Linked DNA regions of Homo sapiens: region 2 is linked to region 1. Evidence: chromatin loops called from intact Hi-C (ENCODE). Cell type or tissue: GM12878. All regions are shown on one strand.

Region 1 (8,000 bases):
CAAAGCTGGAAGAAATCACCAGGGTATGGGCCACGATTGTCTCTGGCTTACAAGTGATGGTTTTTCCTTGCTTTTCTTTATTCTCTGGACTTTTTTTAACAGTAGGGAGTTGTGATTTTTATAACTTGAAAAGTAAATGTAAAGATTTCTTCCAAAGTTTGTCTTTTTGTCTGCTTTTATCATCGGCCTTGGCCAACCGGACACACCTAGGGCTGCTCTCAGGGCCTTGGGTGTCTATGGAGGACAGTCAGACTTGGTGGCCTGGGCCTTGGTCCTGGGCAAGGTGGGCAGGTTGGAGAGGCCCCCAGGCGAGTGTTGCCTGCATTGGCCATACCCCTCTACCTGGCCTCTCCCGCTTCCTCCATGCCCTGTTCTCAACAGGATGGCAGGAACACATGCAGGCTGGTAACAAATGTCCTAGGGCCATTATTCAGGAGCAAAAAACAAAGGAGAGAATAATTTCACAAACATCTATTCTTACATGGGCAGTCTTGGTGACAGGATACTGATAGTTAAAAGACAAGGAATGGGTAATTGAGGAGAACTTTAACTTCAAGTGATGTTTTAAAGAATACTTTATAAGACCTTCTGCCGTGAAATGATACATGTCACTAATCGCTGGTTTAATTTGCCAAAAAGTTTCTGGGGAAACGAGCTTGAGGATCAAAGACTAAAATTTGCATATATGTCTAGTATGATTTCATTTGAATTTCCCCTTTCTAACTTAGCTGATATTTTGCTAATGACTTCTGTAGTTTCGCTTTTAAAACTGTTCTGTGAAAATACCTTATGCAGTGCTTTCTTAAAAGCCCCATTTGTTTACTTTTACTAAGCTGAAAGCACACTTTACGTCTGGGAGCAACCAAATAACAGATTTGCTCTCCTTTGAGGACTCATCATTCAGTTAAACATTTTTGAATAATGACAGTGGGTCTTGGGTTTCAAAGATGAGACCCAATTTCTGCACTTGAGGAAACCACAGGTCTAATCGGAGGGCAACAGTGTCATCTGGAAGTGCCGGCTCAGGGATGCCGTCCTGACGGAAGTCATGAATGCTGGAAGTGGGTCTCGCAGGGTGAGAGGAGTCACCAGGTAAAGATGGGTTGGAAGGACCTGGCAGGCAGAGCAGGGAGCAGGACCCCAGTCCAGGGCAGCAGGGAAGCGGGAGTCTGGGCAGAGCTGATTCCAGGCAGCTCAGTATTGCTGGCCTGTGCATCCTGAGACTTATCCGAGTCGCAGGTGAAGCTGGTGGGAATCAGGCAGAGTGCAGAGCTTTAGCTGGGGCAGGGTTAGCCAAGAGCCTGTCATGGAGCTGCTCTCTGGGCACTGGGAAACATAAGTCTGGAGGCTTTGGCTGCAGCTGCAGATAAAGATGCAGGGGCCTCTGACGATGGGGGCCTTAGTCATCTCAGAGGTGGTGCAGAGGGTAGAAGCCTGACTGGGGTCAGAGATGAGGAAGGAGAGGGTCAGAAACAGTGATTCTAAACCAATTTGGTTGAGGCAGAAGATACTAATGGCCGAGGGGAGGAGAGAGGGAGCGTAGGCTCTAAAGGGGAAGCTTGTTAGGAATGATCCATTGTATCATCCTCCGTGGAGGCTGAGAGTCAGTGCAGAGGGTGAGTTTGGATGTATGGGAGGCAGCAGTGAATGGCCGAGATGGAGAGTGCTGGTGACCAGGTTGCCCCTCCACAGTTCTGACTGTCCCTTTTCTGTACCTGAGGGAGGAGGGGAAAAAGAGTGAAGTTGAGGCTGGGCGTGGTGGCTCAGGCCTGTAATCCCAGCACTTTGGGAGGCCGAGGCAGGCGAATCACCTGAGATCAGGAGTTGGAGACCAGCCTGACCTACATAGAGAAACCCCGTCTCTACTAACAACAACAAAAAAAAATCCGGGCGTGGTGGCAGGTGCCTGTAATCCCAGCTACTCTGGAGGCTGAGGCAGGAGAATCACTTGAACCCAGGAGGCAGAGGTTGCAGTGAGCTGAGATCGAGCCATTGCACTCCAGCCTGGCCAACAAGAGCAAAACTCGATCTCCCCCCCAAAAAAAAAAAAGAAAAAAAGAGGAAGAAGAAAAAAAAAAGAACTGTGATCAAGCAGCCACATGGGAGGTAGAAAATAATATGAGAATGTAGTAAAATATGTGGCCTAGGGTAGGCTAGGAGAGCTTGATGGAGTTGGAGAAATTTTAAAGCAGTAGTTGGGGAGAAAAAGGATGGGAAGCTCAGGAGGCACATAGTATGCCCTCAGTATGTTATCCAGTGCCACACTGACTTCCACAAGAAAACCACACTCAAGACTAACTTGAAAAGTGCATAGAGGTCAGAAACTCAGCTTTGGGATAAAGCATTTTTTGTAAAGAATTAAGTGAATAAAAATAAACATCTAAAATATTTCAACTGAAAGAAAAAATAGATTCCCCATTATTAGAGCCAATGGTTTAAATTCAGACATATGGAAAAATTTAATTTTCAATTCCAGGCTTTAAGCCTAATTCTGGAAGAAAACCCATTAAAGTAATGAAGTAATAAAACAATTGAACAATAAATCTTGATTTTGTAGAGAACAGAACAAATGCTTGGAGATACGTCATCATTTTCATGCTTGTGGATTCATACAGACACCAGCATCTTTGCCTAAAAGTTACAAGGCTGTGGTTTGTAGCCGACCTCAGAGTAGGAGTGGGTAGGAATTTACAGGATGTTATTCTTCCAAGAAGAGTTGGGAGCATTTTTGGGGGATGTAGAAACTTAAAACAATCCAGGTGTTGAAGTAGTTAAGGGACTCTTTTTCTGGAAAAATAATTAGTTCTCAAACCTGTTTAATTTGAATATTCAATAGAGCTATCACCAGGAACCAAAGGAAATGAAAATGAGGGACAGATATGGTTCCTACCCTTCACGGGCTTATCACAGAATGCTTTGACTTTCACACAAATGTTTTACATCATTTCATTACCTTTACTCCAGCACATTCCAATTAGCCTCCTGGCAAGCAAGTAAATTGCAGCTTTCACAGACTTTTTTTCTTTTTAAATTTTGTTTTTGGAGTTGTGGAGACTGTGCTGCAAATTTTGCTCTTGATAAATGACATTGAAATGTTTTTAATGCCCCGAGATAATGAATGGGAATCTTAATAGTCTTCTAATTAAAATGAAAAATAGAAAAGTCATGAGTGGACATTTTAGGAGTGTAGTTCTGTTGTTTCTTGTTTTGGAATTTGTGGATACACTAAGTGTAATTTGTAATTAAAAACAATTGGGAAACAAGCATCTACTTTGAGCTAATTTTGTTCTTCTTAATGTTTCTAATCTCAGCTGTCTTCACTTATAGGACAATATCTGAGCTTACCTGGAGCCACATTTATAAAACATTATTTTCATAAGTTCAATTATATTAGTTATTATCACATGCATTTCCAGTGAGCTGTGTATGTGGCATTTTTTGGTTTTCTTAGTTGCTAGACTCTGGATTTTTAAGATAATTGATTTAACAACTTTTCAGGGAGCATAAATAAACTGTTAAATGTTCATGTTAATTATAAGCTACATCCTGATTTCAGGTATGTTTTTAAAACACTGTGTATCTTAAAAAAACGAAACCTGATAGAATTGCAGTGATCTGGCCAGGACTCGTCAAGCAGTTAAATATATTAAGGCCCCTGGTTTCATGCACTGTACAACACTCATAATGGGTGTTGATTATATGCTTGGTAACTAGTGGCTTACAGAAAGCAGGACTATGGGCTTTTTGTATTTTGAATTTAAAATAAATATTGTATCTTTTGGGTGTTAACAGAGGCATTTTTGAGTTGAAGGGTATGAAACAATTATTATCTTTATGGTGAGTTACTATTTGCAGATAAGTTAATGGCTTCCTGTGCAAATAACTGTGGAGTCAGCATACCTAAGACTTGAGTTTTCTCTAAAGAAAAAAACATTGTATCTATAGATACCTCTTCAGGGTCATTACACAAACTTCAAAGTATTAATGCTCATGAAAAGACCTCTATTTTGAATTTTTTCTATAAGTAACAGTTTTGCCATAAAATGGCCAGATCATTGTATGTAACTCATGACTTTTTTTAAAAAAAAAAGCTAGTGTAACACATGACACACACAGCCACACCTTTTGAGAGGGAGAGAGAAACAGCATTGTGTCTTTTGAGCCGTTCTGACGTGGATGAACTCTGGTTTCTCCAGCAGTAGCTGTGGTGGCAATGTGGAATATAAATGGCTTATTACTGTAATTAACGTGGCTCAGTTGGTCCCTTTTTTTTTTCTGTTTTTTGGTTCACTAGGGTCTTCTTCTTGTCCTTTTCTGTGATCATTCATCCTTCACAAGAGTACAGACATGGCCCCTGGACAGGAGAGCAGACCTTCCTTTCCTTGGTTTGTTTATACCCTTGCTTTCATATCAGAGTTTAGATAAAAATCTCTTATTTAATTATTTTTAGTTGGCTTCACATGTTTGGAGTTCTAGGTTGTTCTCATTTTGAAATATTCTCTGTTAGAAGTTAGATACCTTGTGAATAAGAGTTGACCCATTGTGCTCTAAGTGGATGTATTGTTTTAAAAATCTAAAGTTTGGAAAGGGTGAAATCAAATATAAAAAACTTATTCCTCAAGTACAGTCACTGCTAACAGTTGCTATATTTGTCTTGTCTCCAACTTATTTCTTTTCTAAAGCATCTATTGAACCTTGGTCTGAAAAATGACATTAGCATCCTTTATTCATTTCTTCTACCCTATGACTAAGATGTCAAACTAGTCCTGGTTTACACAGGACTTTCCCAGTTTTAGCTCTGAAAGTCCCATATGCGGGAACCCCCTTGGTCCCAAGAGGGTCTGTCACCCTACTCATGACCTCCCAATTAGCTAGACTCTGCCTATTACAGTGTCACAGTTAATACACTTATTTCTTATTTCTATAGCCAAACTATGAATATGTTTTTTGTTTTGTCTCTGAGTGGCTTCTGAAAACCTAAAGCCATTATGCAAATATTATTCACTGCGGAGCCGAGTAATAGAATTAGATCCATAGAGAAAGAACTCCCATCGTGGGTCATGAAATTTTGCCACTTGAAGGAGATTTTCCCAGTAGCTTCACTTCTTTATAGACATTTCTCTGCTTTGGGGTTATATTTAGCTTTTACTGTTTTTTGTTTGTTTGTTTGTTTTTGGGTTTTTTTTTTTACTTTTTTAATTTCATGTCATCCTCTTCCTTAGATTCCTTTTTTCATTTGGTAGGCTCCTCCCTTTGAGTAACTTTTGATGTATAATATGCATAGATGGTAAGCACTGTTATTGCATGTTTGAAAATGTCTGATTTTGCTTTCACACTTGATTATTTCAGTCTAGATTCAAAATTATTGTTTCTGAACTTTGAAGGCATTGCACCTCTGATACCTACAATCTAGTGTAGCCAATAAGTCTGATGTTAGACTTACGACATAGTTGATTGTGTGTGTGAGTGTGTGTGTGTCTTTTTACCTCTTTGAACCATATAGGACTTTTTGCTTTATCCTTAGTTCTAAAATTTCACCACTATCTTTTTGTCATCGGTCCTTTTATTTTTGAGCTTTACTATCTGAAGTCTTCTCTAGCTTAGGATATTTTCTCCCCACTAATATTAATGTATCTTCACCTAGAAATCGAGTAGGTGGATTTTAGGCCTCTTGAAAGCGATTCTTTATTATTTTCCTTCTCTTTGTTTTTTATTGTATGTATTAGAGATTTCCTTGGCTTAAATTTTCCAGCCTACTGAATGAGGGCTTAGCCATATAAATGCTATCATTTAGTCCATTAGATTTATATTTTGGCACTTACTTGTTTAAAATCTGAGCGCTTTCTCATTCTTGTTATTCTTTCCAGGAAAGGAGAGTGAATATCTATGGATATTGCCCTGGCCCTTAAGAAGGTATTGTTCTTCAAAGATGATCTTCTTGGATTGCTTAGAATTTTTATTTTCCAGCATCAGAAGCACATACTGAATTTATTAAATTTTAGATAGAATGTATTTCTGTTTTCCACCAAGGCCGCAGCTCCGGCTAAGTTAGGTGTCTTATGGCTCCCTGGAATAATTTAGTCTTTCCTACCTCCTGTGCTCTCATGTCGTTTTTTAATGTGTTTCCTTCCATCTCCCAAGTCTTCTGTAAAAGCTAGTCCAATTGCCCTCCTTCCACCTCAAGTACACAGAAGGTTCTGGAACACCACCCCTCCCCCTACCACTCAGCCAGAAGCTGATTTTTTCCTAACATTCATTGACCCTTGCTTGAACCTTTCTTCTCATTGCCCCTCCCTCTCTTGCCAGGGTCACTCCTGCTAGTGTAGAATTTCTGAAATGAAGGTAAATAAAGGTGTCAAGAGGACAAGAAAATTCCCAAACATGAGAGGGAGAGGATGGAGAGTTCTGGGGGCAGGTAGAAGCCCCCTTGCCAGGTACCCCTTGTGTAACAATTGCTGTTCAGTGGTGGGGAGCTTACATTTCTGCCTCTTACCTAAAAACTTAATTAAACTGAAACTTAATTTCTCAAATTATTTTATGTTCCAAAAATCAGTTCTAAGTCAAAACTGGTGAATAGATGACCAAAATAGAAGCTATTAGAATTCTCTTTATATAGCAGGGAATAGAATTATATAACCTGGATGCATTCCTGAAATTTCTTTGTGGTTTGGCTTCAGTAAATTACTACTTTACCTACAGCTTTAAAAGTATATTTAGACTTAAGTTTAAAGAGTGATAACCACATGTGTAAACATCATTGAATACCATTCTTTTAATGAGTGGGGAATGTTATTTATATTCTGTCTTCACTTCCTCTGGAAAGCCCATTTCTTTTGGGAAGGCTTTAACTTATATTGTACTCACCTTAGAAAGTGAAAAGAATTCACTTTAGTATATTTTAACCCAGCCACAAAATTTTCACTGTTGCTGCTGAGAACCGCTTGGCCCCAATCTCTGAGTACAGTGTTTTAAAATTGAACTGTCTTAAAATAGCAAGACAATATATATGCCACTAGAATAGAGGATGGGTATGTTTAAGGGATTCAAATAACCCTTATTAATGCATTAATTTTTAAAAATGCTATATATTTCTCTATTTTTCTTTTTTAATTTTTAAGAAATTGACAATGAACATATTCATGGAATACATAATGATGTTCATCATCTGCAACATTTATCATTTTTTTGTGTTTGGAATATTCAGTATCCTTCTAGCTATTTGGAACTACGTATTATTGTTAATTACAGTCATCCTCTGGTGATCTAGAACACTAGAATTTATTCATCCTGTCTAGCTGTAATTTTATGTCCTTTAACAAATCTGTTCCTATCCTTTTTTTTTTTTATTTTGAAAAACAATTTTGCAGTTAGTATTTCAATGAGACAATGAAGCAGGCAGGTGAGTGGGAACCGATGACCAAGAGCTTCCTGGGCTGGCCTGAAGAGTCTGGGCTCATCTACATAGTGATGGGGACCATGGGAAGGATTGAAGCAAAGAACTCCATATGATCATGTTTATCGTGTAGCTGTCAGGGTGCAAGTAGACTGGGAGGCAGACCAGAGGGGAGGTCTTGTGTAATGCATGTCGGAAAGCAATGGAGCCATGGACCAGGCAGGAATTATGGTTCCTGTTCAATTCTGAACTTTTATTCTGTATCAATGATGCTGCCATTAGACTAATTTGCTGGTTATTTTATAAAGAGTCCTTTTAGGGCTAGAAGGGACCTCGGAGGTTTCTACGCAACTCTGTCATTTTGTAAATGGAAAAACCCTAAGGCCTAAAGAAGTGAAATGACTCCTCCAAGTCGGACAGCTCCTTAATAGCAGATCTTGGCCTTGGGCCCAAATCTTTCGATTCCAAAGCCACTGCTTTCCCTGTAGGGTTACCCATCTGGCCCTACCTGCTGTCTGCTAAGCACATGCCCAGGCCGGCGTCCCGCCAGTAGGACCGATCACCTGATTGTTGATGGTGCAGAATGTGATATTGACAGACTTTCTAT
Region 2 (8,000 bases), 86 kb after region 1:
TTTGGGCTAGGCACAGTGGCTCACACCTGTAATCCCAGCACTTTGGGAGGCCGAGGAGGGCAGATCACCTGAGATCAGGAGTTGGAGACCCGCCTCGACAATATGGGGAAACCCTGTCTGTACTAAAAATACAAAAAAATTAGCTGGGTGTGGTGGTGCACACCTGTAGTCCCAGCTACTCAGGAGGCTGAGGTGGCAGGATCGCTTGAACCTGGGAGGCAGAGGTTGCAGTAGGCCGAGATAGTGACACTGCATCCAGGCTGGGTGACAGAGCGAGATTCTGTCTCAAAAAAATAAATTAATTAGATAAAAAATTAAATGTTGCTGAGCAAAAATAATCTTTTCACCCAGTGTTAGTATGGGCAAATAAATTATACAGCAAAAAGTGGCAAGGATACCAGCATCTGTGCCTTTTGTGTGTCTTAAGATTGTTCATTTTCCCTGCATGAACAAAAGCCTGGTGGCAAACCAGCAGCGCACCTCCAAGAAATGTTAACGGTTCAGTGTGTCCAGCATGTGGAATATGTGGTGGGGAGCACTGGAACGCAGAACCACTGCAGAGCTAAATGGGGAGAAACCAGGGTCTTAAGAAAATACTGAAGTGTAGAAGGCGCCTCTGCTCTCAGGTGTGAAAGAACCTGGACCATTGCTCAATAAATGGAGGTGTTTCTTCCCTTTACTTTTTTTTTTTTTTTTTTGAGACAGAGTGTCACTCTGTCACCCAGACTGGAGTGCAGAGGCACGATCTCGGCTCACTACAACCTCCACCTCCCTGGTTCAAGTGATTCTCCTGCCTCAGCCTCCCGAGTAGCTGGGATTATAGGCATGCACCACCACGTCTGGCTAATTTTTGTGTTTTTAGTAGAGACGAGGTTTCATCATGTTGGTCAGGCTAGTCTCGAACTTCTGACCTCGTGATCCACCTGCCTTGGCTTCCCAAAGTGCTGGGATTATAGGCGTAAGCCACCGCGCCTGGCCTTTCTTCCCTTTTCTTTTCCTTCCTGCTAGTATGTGAATGTATTATCCCTCCCCAGGCCTCATGCGCTATCCATTGGTTAATTTATTCAAGCAAATACTTGGTACTAGGATCAATATAAAGGCAAAAAAAAAAAAATGTGTTTGTGTGTGTGTGTATTCCCTGCTCTGAAAAAGCTTAATATTTAAAAAATGAAATTCAACATACTTTAAATCTTTGATATTTGTAGATGCAGTTTAGGTGCTTTCACTTATTTGCAAGTTATAGGAGAGGTCTTTACTTACACAAGTTGATGATTTTGCTAAAGCAGAAACCGCGGATGAACTAATAAATGACTGTCCCATAGGACCCAATATGGCCCCCGCTGTCACTTCAAAGCTGTCCTTCAGGACTGTCACTTTTCTGGTGGGTAAGCTTAGCAAACTGCCCACCATCCACACACACAGCAACTTTGCTGTCTTTGTTTACGTTTAACATACATGGAATCTCTCAGAAATAGCACTTTAGAAACATGTTTCTTGGCAAAAAGCAAAAAAAAAAATCCAAGTACAATGTAATTTTATTGGAAGTTAAAAGTAGCTGTGTTGTGATCTGAGGCTGTGCACGATGGATGAGTCATTAGGAAGCCTAGAACCTCTGTGTATTTTATCCCATCTAAGAGTTTAGAGCTTTGTGTCTGCCTCGAGAATATCAAATCTATGGTATAGGAAGGTTCCCTGCCCCCAACAGCTACCATGCAGGGTAGGAGTGAGACACTTAGAAAACGATTAAATATGAGACCACATGATCCTTACTCTAAGTGTAATAAACAGCTGTTAAAGTAATGGAAAGAGCTGTGGGTTGGAGTGGTTGTAGCAGATCAAACGGGAGCTTGATGTGAGCTGGCTCTTCGTTGAGCAGGAGGGAAGAGCCCAGCTTAGGCACTGGTATGGGAGACACAGACATGATGTGGGAAGCCACAGGGGTTGCTGTGGAGGCCAGAATAGAGGATGAAGAGTCTCCACAGCCCAGGGAGGACCCTGCCTCTCAAACTGCCTTCTCAGCATGCTGGATTTACTGATTTCCATCAAACTGGTGAATTTTGTGAGAAATTCCAACAAGTTGTCTTCTGAACTATTTCCTTTAAAAATCACTTATTTAAATAGCCATGTGTAGGTTCAGCCTGATTTGAAAGGAAATCAGCATTAAAACAAATTATCCTATTATGTTGTTAGTTTAAAATCACTTAATAGGCATGACAGAAATAGCTATGTTAAGAATGATCTGCTAGTGGTGTTTTCCATAACCACAAATGAATGCTTTAAATGGAACTTCTATTTAAAGGGTTTTCATCCTTTGAAATAGTTCAGTTTTAGATGTCTATGCAAAGACATAATCCATATTTTGAATTTGAGTTCCACAGTGCAGTGGTATCAGTTTTCAATAGCATTTTTGTGCTTCTGGAGACCTTCGTTTAAAGAACTCAAGATCTTTGTCAAATATACGCCTTCTGAATCTTTCTATAAAAATAGATATAGCATTTTAAGAAGGACTGGTGGTCTTAGAGAAATCAAAAACCCAAAATAATTGGAAGGTCTCACTTACTAAAGTATTGTATGAATACTAGATCATTCTGTCTTTACTACTTAGTATTTATGAATATATAATCACAGAACTTAACTGTTCTCCAAAGAAATGCATGTACATACCAATTTTAGGTATTTGTCTTCAGATACGCTTTTTAAATGTTTTTTAAATGTCAGCCTTAAATGTTTTCTCCTTAAACTTTGTTCACCTAAAATTCTATCAAGTGTCTTGTTAACAGAAACTAATTATCCAAACTGCCTTCCACTGGCTGTTATTCACACCCCACCCCCACCCCAACCTGCATTTTAAAACTTCAGTTTAAAGATGTGTCCGTTTACTTTGAAAGTGAAAAGATGTGTCCCTTTACTTTGAAACAAGCCCATGATTCAGGAAGTGAACTTAAAAATTTCAGAGCTCCAAAGATCTTGCTTATTTTATGGAGTTTAATGAGAACTGTGGCCAGAGCCAGGAAGGTGAAACCCAGCAGCTTTGGGCGAGTGTGGGTTGTATTTGATGTTCACAAAAGAATGGAAGTGGTAGGGTGTTGCTCAGTGAAGTGTGCATTTTCGAGTTACCCACAGTGGTGTCTATTGTCCTGTTTCTCAATTGAATGATGTCATGTTTCATTTAAGGCTCTTAGTGATGCTGAAGTCTGTGGTCTGCACACTAGGGGGAAAAAGGCAGTGAGAAAGTTGCAAATCAGGTTTTTGTAAAGCCTTTGTGTGTTGGGTTTGGGAGATAAAAGCTGACTCATGCAATATTTCTACGGAAGGCGCTGCACAGACTAGCAAAGGCTGTTTCTTTTACCTGACTGAGGTCACTGCATCAGCTGAAGGCAGACGATGTGCTTAAGCCTGAGTGGAGCAGAGGTAGGTGCTAATGTGAGTGTCCCCAAAGAAAGGATGCAGGAACAAACGCTCCTTCCCTCTGGGAGCAGCCAGAGAGGTCCACCGAGGTGAGAAGGGGTCGCAGGGGGGGCTTTCTTCACAAGTGTGCAGGGACGGAAGCTTGGCTGGATCAAGGAAAACTCTCTGTTACAAATGCGATAGACTGAAGTCTGGAAGATGATTTTTTTCTCCCCCTCCATCTGAACTGCAGCCTGTCTTCAATAGTTTTTGTCTTAGTTTCATCTGATTTTGCTCTTTCCTTAAAGTGAGGTTGAAATATCTAGAGAGCTGATGTATCTGACTCTGGGGAGAACTCTAAAATCCTCAGTTGTCACGCGCCGAATGCCCAACATTTTCATATGCTTTCTTTTTGAGGTTCATATGCAGTCAAAGTTGGAGGAACAAAATAAATGTTTGCAAATGTATGCTTAGCAACTGCAGTGATGAAGTTTAGTCTGAGTCTAGTGGCAACCAAAGTTGCCTAAGAAAATGCAGTTTCCATTTTGAGTGTTTCTCGGTAAGAAACACTTTTGTGAGGAACAATGATTGGGGCAAAGGAGGCGTGGATTGTATTCAATGCCGTTGTCCATTGGAATCTGATTTCATTTGGCTTCATTATTTGAATTTAATGATGCATTTTGAAAGATATTTATATTCAGCATTCCTTAATCACATATTGAATATAAAAATTATTTTAATTTAAAATATTTAGATATCTGACACCAATTGACATTGTGATTTTAATTTCCTTAAATAACTTTTTCAGATTATAAAAGTAATACAGCTATTGAAGAAGAGATATTTACAGAGAAATATGAAAGGAACAAAATTATTCGTTTTACTCAGTAAAACCGATGTTAACATTTTATTATATATTCCTTCAATCTATTTCTAATGTAGACAATAAAGAAGCCGCATTTTAAATTCAAAATTAGGATCGTATTATATGTTTTTTAAACTACCCATTTTACTCACTGTATATTATGACCATTTTCTATACTTTTAAAGATTTGAGAAGACGTGACATTTAATCATTTTACATTGTACCTTCTAAATGGCTTTATTTACTTGGATCTCTGTTACTAGTCACTTTAATTTCTCTGCCTCCTTTTCTTTTTTCTTTTTCTTTTCTTTTTTTTTTTTTTTTTTTTTTGAGACTGAGTCTCGCTCTGTCACCCAGGCTGGAGTGCAGTGGCACGATCTTGGCTCACTGCAACCTCCACTTCCTGGGTTCAAGCGATTCTCCTGCCATAGTTTCCTGAGTAGCTGGGATTACAGGCACGCGCCACCATGCCCGGCTAATTTTTGTATTTTTAGTAGAGACAGGGTTTCACCATGTTAGCCAGGCTGGTCTCAAACTCCTGACCTTGTGATCCGCCCGCCTTGGGCTCCCAAAGTGCTGGGATTACAGGCGTGAGCCACTGCGCCCTGCCTCTTCCTCCTTTTTTAAAAGAACATGTCTAATGTACTTCATGGATTTATTTGTTTGGAGTGCTATTGTTAGTCACTTGGAATTTGCCTCTTCTTCCTCCTCCTTTTTCTTTAAGAAAATGTTATTTCTCTTGGTGCCTCCCTCCCAGCTGTGCAGGGATGTTTTGGAACTGAGTGCGTTCCATACAGATGGAGCTTGTATATATAACCATCACTGTTTAGTTACTGCCTTGAGACTGATAATTTTACACTAACAGGAAGGTACTGTTCAAAGCAAAGCTGGAGCATAGATTATTATTTAATCTAAATTACAAATAGAGATTTTTTTAGCCTTTGAAAAACTCGGTGATACACAGTTTTTCATCATCCAAGACCTGGCATTCGTAGGATGTAGAAGAAACTGCTATTAGAGGGCCACTGCTTGTGCTGTGCCTCCAGCTGGGAAGAGGCCGTGCAGTCGTGACAGCCAGTGGTTTGCTGGGTTTTCAGGATTGGAGTCATGGCCCAAAGATTGGATGAGACTTGGAGAAGTCACCTAGTCCAGCTGCCTCACATACAAGGAAACCAGAGATGCAAAGATCAGTACAAACCCCGGGGGGTGCAGAGCCAGGGCAAACATGCAAATCCTCTGACCAAAAGGGAGTATTAGGACATAATTTAATTTCCGGTTGGTTCTCTGAAATGTGTTTATACAGAGGGTTGTGGATATATGCATTCCTGTGCACACATAGCCACACACTGTGTAGTCCCTTTTGGCATATGGTACCATGTGCTTTAGACAAGCAGCTTATGTTGAGTCCTTCATTTCCTGATCTCTAAGTTCCTTTTCTACCCTACTATTTTATGAGTACAAGGAAGGATGGACTAGAAGTTAGAAAATCTAGTCTCTGATTCATAGTTCAACTTTGAGCATGATGTTATATAATCTCTGCTTTTTTTTCCCCATCTATACAGTTTTCAAAAAGTAATGAGACACATGAAAGAGCATTGAGGTTGGTTTTGGGGGCTTTTTAAGGATAATTTTGACATAGAATTGTAGCAGCTGTATCATAATAAGGCTCACCTGTTATAATAGAGACTGTTTGGGTTCTCTCTTATTGCTTAACCAATCACACTGGAACCTAATGGCTTGAAACAACAAACATTTATAATAGCTCAAGGGTTCTGTGAGGCAAGAATTCAGGAAAGGCTGTGCTAGGTGATTCTGGCTTGGGGACCGTCATAAAATTGTACTCAGACATGACAGGGCTGGGGTCATCTGAAAGGCTTCTCATCCACATGTCCAATGTCTTGGCTGGAAACACAGCAGGGGCTGTAACAGCCAGGGTTCCTTGGGCATCCCTCTGTGTATCACTGCGGTCTCATCATGTGGTTTCTGTGGTGTGGCAGAGTCAGGATAACCAGACTTTTAAATGTGGTGCCTCAGGGCATGTCTAGCACCAGTGACTGCAAGGTTTTGCCTGTCTTTGTGCTCTGCCATACCCTAGGGCACTGGTATCCTTCTTAGAGTGGAGGCAAGGTTTCTGCCACATCTGGGTTCCAGCATGAAGAGGAAAGAATGTGGAGTAATAAAATCTAATGTCTTGAGAAATAGACTCCCAAAGGGGCATATATCGTTTCTACTGGTGAGAACTTGACCACATGGCCAATATCTAAAGGCAGAGGAGGCTGGGAAATGTGCTCAGTGAAAACTCCATCACTAAAGAAAAGGGTAGAGTGGATTTTGGTAGACAACTAACAGTCCCTCTCTGAGTGGTAACACAGTGGATGGTTCTGGGTGCCCCAAATAATTTCCTTCATCCCCCACACTAAGTCACCACACACAAAAAAAGCATACAACAAAAGTAAAAACAGCTGCATTTGCATAAAAAGCCTTTAGAGAATTTCTTTCTTTTCTTTTTTCTTTTTCTTTTTTTTTTTTTTTTTTTGAGATGGAGTTTCAGTCTGTCACCCAGGCTGGAGTGAAGTGGTGTGATCTCGGCTCACTGCAACCTCCACTCCCCAGGTTCAAGTGATTCTCCTGCCTCAGCCTCCCAAGTAGCTGGGATTACATGCACCTGCCACTACGCCTGGCTAATTTTTGTATTTTTAGTAGAGACGGGGGTTTCATCATGTTGGCCAGGCTGGTCTCAAACTCCTGACCTCAGGTGATTCACCTGCCTCTGCCTTCCAAAGTGCCAGGATTATAGGCATGGGCCACCGCGCCTGGCCTAGGGAATTTCTTTAGGTTCTTTTTCACCAGACTGCTCCAGAGACACCCCTTAGCTAAGGCAATTTATCTAATGCATTAGCTGCCTTAAGTAGATGCTTAATCCCTACTCAACTGAGGTAGCCATTATACCTCTTAGTTTCCATTGACTAGTGTCTTAGTCCATTTATGCTGCTGTAACAAAATAGCTTAAACTGGGTGACTTACAAGGAACAGAAATTGATTGCTCACAGTTCCAGAGAGTGGGAAGTCCAGGATCAAGGCGCCAACAGATTGTGTGTCTGGTGAGGGCCTGTTCCTCCTAGATGGTGCCCTCCTGTGTATCCTCACATGGCAGAAGGAGCAAACAAGCTCCCTCTGTCCTCTTTTATAAGGGCATTAATCTCATTCATGAGGGTAGAGCCCTCATGACCTAATCATCTCCCAACAGCCCCCCCTCCTAATACCATCACCTTGGTGAGTAAGTTTCAACATATGAATTTTGAGAAGGGCACAGACATTCATACCATAGCAATTAATATAGGAATCAATCGGTAAATTATCTGAGTATTTAGTATCTGACTTTACAGCTTGAAGGAATCTTTGTTCCTCTTCGTTCAACCCCTCACCTCCTGTTTGAATGAAAATATTTTTGCAAAATATCTTTTCTCATTCTTGATCTTCTTGTACAAATATGTGCTTTAACGCCTTGTTGGATGCATGGTTTGCAAATATTTTCTCCCATTCTGTAGGTTATCTCCTTGCTCAGTTGATGATTTCCTTTGCTGTGCAGAAGCTTTCTAGTTTGATGTAGTCTCACTTGTCTGTTTTTGCTTTTTGCTGTTGTTGCCTGTGCTTTTGGTGTCACATCCAAAAAATCATTGCCAAGACCAGTGTCATGAAGCTTTTCTCCCCTATGTTTTTTTTTTCTTTTTTTTTCTTAGAGGCTTTA

Evidence for each region. Hi-C counts contacts between places; a loop is a spot of excess contacts. Peaks named below come from ENCODE experiments on the same cell type or tissue, not always from the same donor. Only the 100,000 strongest peaks of a DNase experiment are listed, where the experiment ranks them.
Region 2: it touches region 1 in a loop (5-fold over the local background); 3 of 110 quality-filtered maps call a loop at or near these places.

The regions. Positions count from the first base shown.
Region 1 is chr6:150,632,213-150,640,212 of GRCh38, forward strand. The region is part of intron 1 of PLEKHG1 (pleckstrin homology and RhoGEF domain containing G1); the gene reads left to right. Among named protein-coding and RNA genes, the nearest start is that of PLEKHG1, 36 kb to the left of the region's middle. RefSeq lists enhancers at 1,107-1,236, 1,267-1,316, 4,682-4,901. In GM12878, no CTCF peak of the experiment used is centred here; DNase peaks (open chromatin) are centred at 770 and 4,819; H3K4me3 peaks cover 5,105 bases; H3K27ac peaks cover 6,397 bases.
Region 2 is chr6:150,717,790-150,725,789 of GRCh38, forward strand. The region is part of intron 2 of PLEKHG1 (pleckstrin homology and RhoGEF domain containing G1); the gene reads left to right. Among named protein-coding and RNA genes, the nearest start is that of PLEKHG1, 120 kb to the left of the region's middle. RefSeq lists an enhancer at 1-567. In GM12878, no CTCF peak of the experiment used is centred here; DNase peaks (open chromatin) are centred at 3,182 and 6,561; H3K4me3 peaks cover 584 bases; H3K27ac peaks cover 342 bases.